Regions from separate parts of the Mus musculus genome. Here region 1 is linked to region 2. A link is a contact called in ENCODE Hi-C or POLR2A ChIA-PET data. All regions are on one chromosome and are shown on one strand. The core of a region is the stretch at or near the end of the contact, and the rest is flanking DNA. Distances in the headings are between cores, read along the strand shown. Region 1 has its middle 5.0 kb from the start of Lpin2. Region 2 overlaps Myom1 (myomesin 1).

Evidence for each region. A loop is a pair of places that touch in the nucleus more often than their neighbours do. ChIA-PET counts read pairs that join two places held with the same protein, here RNA polymerase II (POLR2A).
Region 1: a loop to region 2 is called in a map of v-Abl transformed pro-B cells, with 2.7 times the contacts of the local background. The contact joins two enhancer-like sites. A Hi-C loop is called at or near these places in 4 of 37 maps with a recorded cell type or tissue (CH12.LX, T-helper 17 cell and v-Abl transformed pro-B cells). POLR2A ChIA-PET finds 5 or more read pairs at or near these places in 1 of 5 experiments (Patski).

The regions. Positions count from the first base shown.
Region 1 is chr17:71,176,119-71,181,000 of GRCm38, reverse strand. No RefSeq gene overlaps it. Among named protein-coding and RNA genes, the nearest start is that of Lpin2, 5.0 kb to the left of the region's middle. Within about 2 kb of position 2,285, at least 1 of the 3 ENCODE cell types and tissues checked has a DNase peak (open chromatin) inside an H3K27ac peak, as active enhancers do.
Region 2 is chr17:71,090,896-71,095,350 of GRCm38, reverse strand. Myom1 (myomesin 1) reads right to left here. Exons shown (of 37, transcript NM_001083934.1): 21 at 3,137-3,251. Among named protein-coding and RNA genes, the nearest start is that of Myom1, 74 kb to the right of the region's middle. Within about 2 kb of position 1,574, at least 1 of the 3 ENCODE cell types and tissues checked has a DNase peak (open chromatin) inside an H3K27ac peak, as active enhancers do.

The sequences.
Region 1 (4,882 bases), core at 1,036-3,535, 85 kb before region 2:
TGTAGCGCGTGGAGACATGTCACCTCTGACTGCTTCCTGTCTTGCTTTCTGTTTCCTTCCATACATGAAGACCTGGGTTTACTCTCCAGGATCCAGATGAAGATGCCACACATGTTTACACTAGATTATAATCCCCAGGGTCTTAGTTATACTCAGTCTGCAGTCCAACCAGCCCAACAATGGGCAACTGTGATTGGGAAGTCAAGAGTCTAGGAGTTGCTCAGTCCCACAAGGGTCGCTGTTTCAGCTGGTCTTCTGTATGAGCTGGAAGACTGAAGAAATAGATTCCCACAGATGTGCTGACAAGTAAGCCTAAGCAGGAGAAGGAGGAGAAAGGGGAGTAGGAAAAGAGAGAAGAGGAAGAGAAGGAAGAGAAGAAGAGCGGCATAATCTTATTTACTGGCAAGGCTGTCTCTGTTTATCTGGTGCCTATTTTTAATTTTCCCAAGTAACGTTCTTCACAATTAAGAAGTGGAATAGGATGCTTTGCTAAACTATTATTAAAATGTTTCTAGGTAGTACCTGAACTCACTGTTGTTGGGTAATGTAAGAAAAATAAAAAATAAAAGTCCAAAATGACGGTTGCTAAGGTCTTGCATGATATCCTACTACAGTGGCTCATCGATTTAAATTTTGGAAAATGGGTGTTTTGAATATGATTAGGCCACAGTTTTCATTATAAGCATGAACGTTATTTCAGCTAGTAGTTACTTAAGGTGTTTTCTGTGTCAAAGCCTGGTTCCTGAGAGTTTAAAAAAAAAAAAAAAAAGAAATGGTGGGCATCTTCTCCAATCTGATCTTCAGCAAGCTCTCTCTTCCCCGTAACCGTGCTCCTAAACTTCTCTGGGTGCCACGTGTGAGTTTGTGGCCTCAAATAGTGGACTTCAAAATACATGAAAACCACTCATAAAGGGCGCCTCAAACATTTAATGAGGTTTAATTTCCACAAAGGTATGTTCCATCCTAATCAAGCACCTGGATGGAGCTCACTAATGTGTGTCAGCTAGCCTCCATGTGAGGTTAATTTGTCTTTATTCTTTCCCTATTCAGGCACAGTAAATCTTAGAAGGATTTAATGAGCTGTGAGATCTGTAAACATGGGCCTCCATCCCCTTCCTTCTTTCTAACTTAGGCAACACTCCCGTTCAAGCTGTCTACTTTTCCCTCGGAGGCTGCATTACCAGGCCCAGCTACCTGGAATAGCATGAAGCTTCTCCCGGGAAAGCCTGTCCCTCCTCCACCCATGATACTGCCCAGGCTAGAGTCACCAAGACCCCTCTCGAAGTCAAACATGGCGGACTCCTTTTGGGACCTGCATCTGGAGAGATGCTCTTGACCACCACTTCCCTGAAGCTCCTTCCTGCTCTCGTTGGCTGAACACCTGGGCAATCTGTGTGCATGTGCTGGGTGGTTTTCACAATGACGTCAGATTCTAGTCCACCCTTTGCACTCCTCTTTGACCCTGGCCCAGAATCTCATATCCCAGCTAATGGCACTACCAACCATTTAGTCATCTTTGTCGGAAACCTAGGGAAGAGTCTCAATTCCGGTACTGTCATCACATGTCCACCCTCCCTACCTCAGCATGTCTACTGTCTAAAGTTCTCTGAAGAATGGCTACCACAGGCACAAGTCATATCCTCTTCAGTTGTCCAATTTGCGACCTCTCCCTAGTTGCAGTAAATCTCTCCATCTCTCTGAAAGTCCAGAAGGGCAAAAGAGCTTTCTTCCCATCCCTCCAGCCAGTAATACTAACCACCCACCCTCGTTTGGGCAGATCTGTCCTTGCCAGTCCTTTGCCTTCAATACAAAGACTGACCTCCCAAGAAGCAGTGCCCCCTTTTGCTCCAGTTGTCTCTCCCGTTCTATGTGCGTCAGCCGGTCCTTCTGCAGTGTGATAACTTTTTAAATATTAGCTTCCACATTTCTCCCTGCACGCTCCTCTTTACAAGAATTCAGCAGGCATGCCACTTGTCTTGGGGAAGTCTGCTGGGGAGATGAGAAGCAGAAGTTGCCTGCAAGATGTTTCCTTCCTGTCTGTTATTTCCCAAACTCTAAAATCACCAAAGCACCCAAGTCAAGAGGGAGAAAATGTGTCTTTCATTCCTGAAAGAGAGCTTTCTCTGGAGTCAGGAGGAAAGCTCCTACACCCTCCTGCCTGGCAGCTCTGAGGACAGGGTGAGGTAGGGAACGAAACTTTAGAAAAGCAGCTTTTCTGTTCCTGGCTTTGATGTTCCCTGGGTCAGATGACAGCCTGGGTTTCCTGCACCGCCACAGTAGACCCAGCTCGTTTTGTAATTATATTCAACGGAGACAGGAGTGACTCAAGTAAGTTCCCACGGCTTGTAACTGGTGGTGCTGAAAGCTATCCTCAGGACTCCGTGACTCTGAAAGCTGTTTTGGGGGGAAGATATACTTTATTTCTAATTAACTCACAAAAGTGTAAATTTTTAGGTGACATAGCATGACATTTCAATACATCTCTAAGGATGTGATGATAATGAAGAAAACTGGCTTGTGTTTAGTTTCTTTGTTTTAGGAACATTCGTGATCTTGTCTACAAGTAATTCTAAGTATGCAATTAATTGACGCCAACCACAGTCAAAACTCTAGAAGTTCTTTCTCCTATCCAGCTACACTCCTGTCCCTATTAGCCCTCCTCTCTCCATTCCCACCTCCCACACACCCTTCGAGGGTTCTGTAGACACTGTGTCCACTTATCCTCCAGTCCTAGAGAGATCAGCATTGGCTTTTAAGTGTAAGTGAGAATGTTCCTCAACCTGTATTTTTAGCCACCAGTTTCCATCACCTTATCTCAGTGGCTTCAACTGCCTTTCCCCAGTCAATGACTCTTTTTTTTTTTTCTTAAGCTTGTAGTTGACCACATAGAGGTAACAACCTTAGCTCTTCTTCTGGGCATACCAGGCAATCAATAAACACTGGAAGAACAATAAAGGTGAGCTTATCTTCCTAGGAATACGCATGTGTAGGGGTCCAGACCACCTCTCCCTCTAAAAGCAAAACAATACAAGTTCACTGCATGGCTCCAGGGACAAACCTTCCTCTGGTGGCAAGGGACTCAAAACAAAACAAAACAAAACAAACACAGATAGAAATCTGGTACTGAGTGATCTGGACTCTCAAAGGGAGACACTATAACACCCAGGAAGCACAGCATGTTTATTATCCAGTTGGACATGGAGCCGGGATTATTGCATACAGCCGGACAAAGAGGAGAGGCCGTTATGTACAGATAAACAAGAAGACAGAGGCTATGGTCTTTAGCTGGATAAAGGAGACAGGTTCTAGTCTTGGTAGAAGCAGCCTCTGTAGGGGAACAGTCTTCAGGCCCTGAATATCTCAAGGGAGAAAGCCACAGCAGACATGTTCTGCATGAATTGTCAACATCCAGACAGAACAAAAGGGAACACGTTGTCATTTCCCTTGGGTCTACAGCTCGGGGTCTTTATACGGCTGATCCCAGAACAACAGCACACACATTCACTCAGGACCCCACGTGTTCAAGGCTTCCTCCATTCCTCACCAAGGTGAAATATGTATAAAATATGTTCCAGAAAAGTCTACAAGTTGTCAATAAACTAAGACAGCAAGACAGGATGGAGACCAGAAGCCAGAAGGCAGAAACTCAGCAGTGGCCTGAAGGGTATTTACTAAACTTGAATTTAAACAATGCTTCCTATAGCCCCAAGTGTCTTAAAGGGCAAAAGGAAAAAACACCCTGTGCTTAATAGATGACCAATAAAAATAGGCCCAGAAACAAAATAAAAGAATGAGGAAAAAATATCAGTTTTTCACAAGCCCACTCCAAAACCTCATGAAAGTTGACACTTGGAAGTCATAAAGCAAGCCTATGAGCATTTTGAAAAATTTGGATCACACTAACTAGAGTCTCTGACAACTGAGACAAGTGACTAGCCTGGTGCTGCGTGGCTGTAATTCTCTTGGGTTCTCTTGGGAGGGAGGCGACTGAGGCCAGCTTGGGTAGAGAGTGAAACCTTATGTCAAATGATAATAAAAATTATTAAGTTAAAATTAAAGAAATAAAAATATGTAAGCAAGCTGGGTGGTAAGCCTGTAGTTAAGGAACAAGGCTGTGTGGAAATGCTGCCATGGTGTGCATGAGGTATTTGATACTATGTATCAAAGCTGAGCAAGTAATCAATGAGAGTTGTAAAATAAACCTTTTTAAATGTAAAGCGCTTACAGGTTATTAAAAAAAACCTGGCAACATAAAGTCCAATAGAAGAAAGTAATGAAGGTCAAATAATATAGCTAGAAACAGCAGACAGCGGAAGGAATACCTGCTCAAGTTTATCTATCTGAGACTCCTAAGTTTACAAACCTTGCAGAAAAACAAGGAAGAGAGAAAGGAACACACCAATTCGAATAACATAAAACTATAATTACACACAATCTAGAAATTTCAGAATGTGGTGGATTTTTTTTCTCGTTAGTTAATTTGAAAAGTAAACAAGGAAGTCAGGACAGAGTCATAATCATGCAAGAACTTATATCAGTAGATATTTTCTGGCAGGAAAAATTCAGGCTGAAACTGTTTTGTAAAGGCTTTTGGTCAAACACTCAAATGGTAAGAAATTCCAATCTCATTTGCACTATCCCAAAGTGCAAAGGGGGGCGGGGGGCTTCTTCTTCAGTCCCATTTCATGGAGCTAGTGTATCGTTACACCGAAATCTGACCAGAAGAGTATAAGAAAGAAAGAAAAAAAGGTCCAATTTCACTCAACTATAGATGCAGAAACCGTGAATGAAATTTTTGTAGTATCAACCTGGCAAGATAATACATCATGATCAAACTAACTTCTTGGAGAATACAAGTTGGGCTACAATGACAAAGCCAATT
Region 2 (4,455 bases), core at 325-2,824:
TGAGAACTGTGTGCTGGGGTCCAAGGGACAGTTAGGAAGCAGGTATGAGAGCAGTTTTCTTAATTAGCCACTAGTGCTCATCTTCAGAGGAAGCCAGCCTCCTGCCTCAGAATCCCTTAGAGTCCACCCTGAGGCCCCTTGTCCACCTTTGCCTTCTCAGGGCCTTACTAGGTGCTGCATCAACCAAATTGTAGACATTCAGCTGTTAGCTAAATCCCAAGTCATTTTTCTTTGGGAGAATGTAGTCTCCTAGCCTGCTCTGCTGCTTGGGCCCAGCTCCTACTTGAGGCCCTGCTTGGTGTCTGGGGGGCGAGGGGAAGGAGTCTCCTGCCCATCACCTGACTCTCCCACCTGCTACTCTGTTTCTCTGACAAGAATAACTACAAGCTGCACCGCTAACCAGTTAACCTCCTGATCACCTGCCAGGCCAGGTCTCTTTTATTCCCTATCTGATCTGGCTCACCTGGCCTCCACTTCCATTGCTGCTGTGATACAATCAACCAGACACTGTTTAAAAGTGTCAAGCATCAAGAAAAAAAAAAATGTCTTTTTAGGCACCACCAAATTTACACTAAATAGTTCTAACCTCTTCTTTCTGAGGGTTTCTTTAGCTAACAGCTGTCTTGGGAAATCACCACAGGCACACTTGGTCTGTTGTCTGGCTTCTCATTACCAACACAATTGGACTTTGTAGCAGGGCTGGACAACATCTCCTTGGAGCTTCTTTGACTTCAAAGGGAGGCTGATGATCCTACTGACTCCAGTGGATTAAGTGAACTTTCAGCTGAAGTCTAATTACAACCGAGGTATCTTGTTCAGTGTACTTTCAGTGTGCTGTTACTTGAGAAGCCGTATTTTTACCGGAGATTTTAATAATGTATTGCAAATGAAGGTGTTTTTCTCAAATAAAGGCCAAGGGTTTCAATGATCTGAACAGAATCCAGAGTACTTTCTCGCTAAGGGTTGCAAGTTTCACACCCAAAGTCTTGAAATTGATAACATTTCTCTCCTTCTTCCTTCTATTCGTTCTAACATAAAGTCAGCAAAACAATACACTTAACACTTAGAAATGGAATGAGGAAATTACGTAAATTTTAGTCTACATTTAAGTTTTGTTAGCCAGCAACTAACAAAACCTTGAATCCTAGCTCCTAGCCTATTTGGCTTTGCAGTTTGTACAGAGGTCTACCTTAGCTCTCACCATACCAAGCTGTAAACTCTGTTGATGATCCCATGTGATCATAAACCTAACCAGCCTATCCCAGGGCACATACAGGACCTGCCACGCAGTATCATGTTGCAAGAAACTCATGTTGCAAGAGTGGCCATGCCTGCTGACTAGAAACCGATTCCAAACATCACAGGGAAGCATTTTGGCTTTGTGTGCCCGAGGATTCTTTCCTAAGCTGTGAGCGGCTAAGTGTATTCATGTCTGCAGCTGTTAACTTGAGTTACATCCCAAGAATGGAATGGCCATAGATGTGACTTTTGGTGCTTTTCCAAATCAGGAACACGGAACTTGTGTTCAAGAGGTCCACAGCCAGCCCCCAATGATAGTCATGCTAACACGGCATCTGGCTGGCAGCCTGCCATTAGGAAGGTCCTGACTTATTTGGGAACCTATAGCTTAACAGGTGCTTTGTTCTAGATGGGCAGTTCCCTGATACAGTAATCTAAATGTTCTCTGAGGGGTAGATACTGCACATGAACCCATATAAATGTCTATTGGATACCACTGATGTTCACAGCTGAAGAGTCTGACCCCAAGACACCTGTACGCGTGCGCACTTATACATGCCCTGCTGTCTCTGTGTAGCTGGTCATGTGCGCACTTATACATGCCCTGCTGTCTCTGTGTATCTGGTCATGTGCGCACTTATACATGCCCTGCTGTCTCTGTGTAGCTGGTCATAGCATTTTCATCTTTCTTTGGGAATTTTGCAAAGGTTACTATGAAGTGTAGAATTAGCTGCCTCATCCTGTAAAGCTCGATTTTGTCCAATAAATACCTACCAACGGGTTTAGGAGGAGACAAAAGCAGTCATGAAGAAACAGGAAGCAGCGGGCAGACTTGGGAGAGTACGCTGCTGATATTTTTCAAGTAATAAAAGGAGTAGAAATTTCCTGTTTACAGTGTTCTCATCAGGAAAATAAATATGACTTTTTCTCTTTGCCCTGTGTTTGTTTCGTTTCTGAAAACAGGCACACAAAAGCAAAGGCCCTTTATGCTAGAATGTTTTTTTTTTTTTAGAAAAGTAACCGGAAAATAATTTTTATCCTTTACTGTTACTCGTACTTCAGTGAACAGAAATAAAACTTTTAAAACAGAACAAATTGAACAGGAACGAGATCATCATTTTCGTGTTGTTGGCTGATGAAACACATGGTGAGCAAAATCAAAAGAAGATTAATATTTCAAGGTATGAGAGCATAACGTGGAACTCAAATTTGATAGTGGGCAGACTATATGTTATTATTTATGTGATATGCAGAATGCATAATATTACATGCTGCATGTATGGGATGCACATGAAAAGGCTTTGTTGGAGCACAGCCACGTCTGCTCATGCCCTGGCAGGCCAAGGAGCTGGAACAAGGACCATGAGGCTGAGAAGCTGAAAATACTACCTTGCCCTTGATGGAAAGTATGCTGACCTCCAGTTTAACTTCAGAGCTAGATTTGCATACATCTTAATCTGTATAAGGGACGTGCCCACTTCCTGGGATATTCCAGGTCCTTCTGTGATTGTAAAGTATCAGGGCTAACGGCCAGGTTAAATTGGAGCAGCCTGGTATGGGTACACACTTAAGTTGGTTCAGACTATGAAGCGCTTAGGTATTAACCACAGTACCTCCTAGACCGCTTCAAACCTGGCTAATCCCAGATCTGAGGATCCTTTAAAGGAATACATGACTTTCCCATGCTAAGGGTATATTTGTTAACTACTCAGACAGCACCTACAGAGAATGAAGAAAGGTAGGGTAAAGTGGCTTCAGGATCTTACTTACACAGGTAACATATTTTCCCCACTTTGGTACTTGGTGAACCCTGGTTCCTGTGTACCATAGTAAAATGTGCTATTTCCAAGTGGTACCCCAAGCCAGAGATAAATATTAATGAAAAAGTAGGACCCACCTGGACGTGTTTCAGCCACAACAGGTCCAGCAAGGTCTGAAGGCTTTCCAACGCCTGCCTGGTTGACAGCACGTACACGGAACACGTAGCTGGTACCCTCTTTGAGGCCTTGCACCTGGAATAAGCAGGTTTAGAAATAATGAGCATCTTATGTCACACATGCATGTGTGTTCTTTCTCTTTAGGTACCTTAGCAGAGGATGGCCTAGTCAGCCATCAATGGGAGGAGAGGCCCTTGGTCTTGCGAAGATCATATGCCCAGTACAGGGGAATGCCAGGGCCAGGAAGCAGGAGTGGGTGGGTTGGGGAGCAGGGCAGTGGGAGGTTATAGGGGACTTTCGGGATAGCATTTGAAATGTAAATGAAGAAAATATCTAATAAAAAATAATTAAATAAAAAATAACTTTTAAAATGTATTCCAGCACTAAAACATAAACACCACCCTTGTACATTTATCGCCCATTTCTCCCTAACTAGACAGGACGCTAATATAATTGTGAAATTATATTTACATGTAAGTTCTCCCCTAATGCTGTGGTAGAGACCAACATTCAAAAATCTGACTTAAATCACAGTGCTGGTGAACACATGTGACTATGAATTTAGACTATTCATGCTTGAACTGCGATGTTTTAAGTCTGACTGTTGGATTGTATTCTGATGACATCTGACTATTATCATACAGCAATAGCTCCCACTGGAACTAATGAATTTAGCTGTTTTGTTTTGTTTTGATTTGTTCTATGAAGCAGAATCTTGTATATGTAGATCAGGCTGGCCTGGAACTTACTGCATCGTGATGGCTGACCCTACACTGCTGATCTTCTTGCTTGTCTCTCAAGTGCTAGAATTACAGGCTTGCCACCACTCAGCCGAGCTAATGGAGTTTCAAAAGTAATTTCAAAATTGAAATAACCTCAATCTGTAAATGAACTTGAACTAGGGCACAGGCTACCTGCATAGAATTTAATATATTTAAAATTCTACATTGAAAAATAATACTAAGAAAGGAACAGAAACATTTCCTCGTGATAAAAATAGCCCAGTCACCAGGTGTCTGACACATCTGCAGTGACATGTAGTGGGTAAGTGGCTGTGAGTTGAGTTTCTGTAACACACAAGGAAGAGATCCACATTCCAGAGTCCAGCCCTGTTGTAAGAGGACGACATCTACTCTCCCATCACCCCAGCTCAAGGAAAACATCATGACACATTCATAATCTATGCACACGTACTCTTGGGTTTCTTTTCTTTTCCTATAACCTTTGTTTTAATTAGTTAATTTATTTATTTTACATTTCAAATGTTATCCTCCCTCCC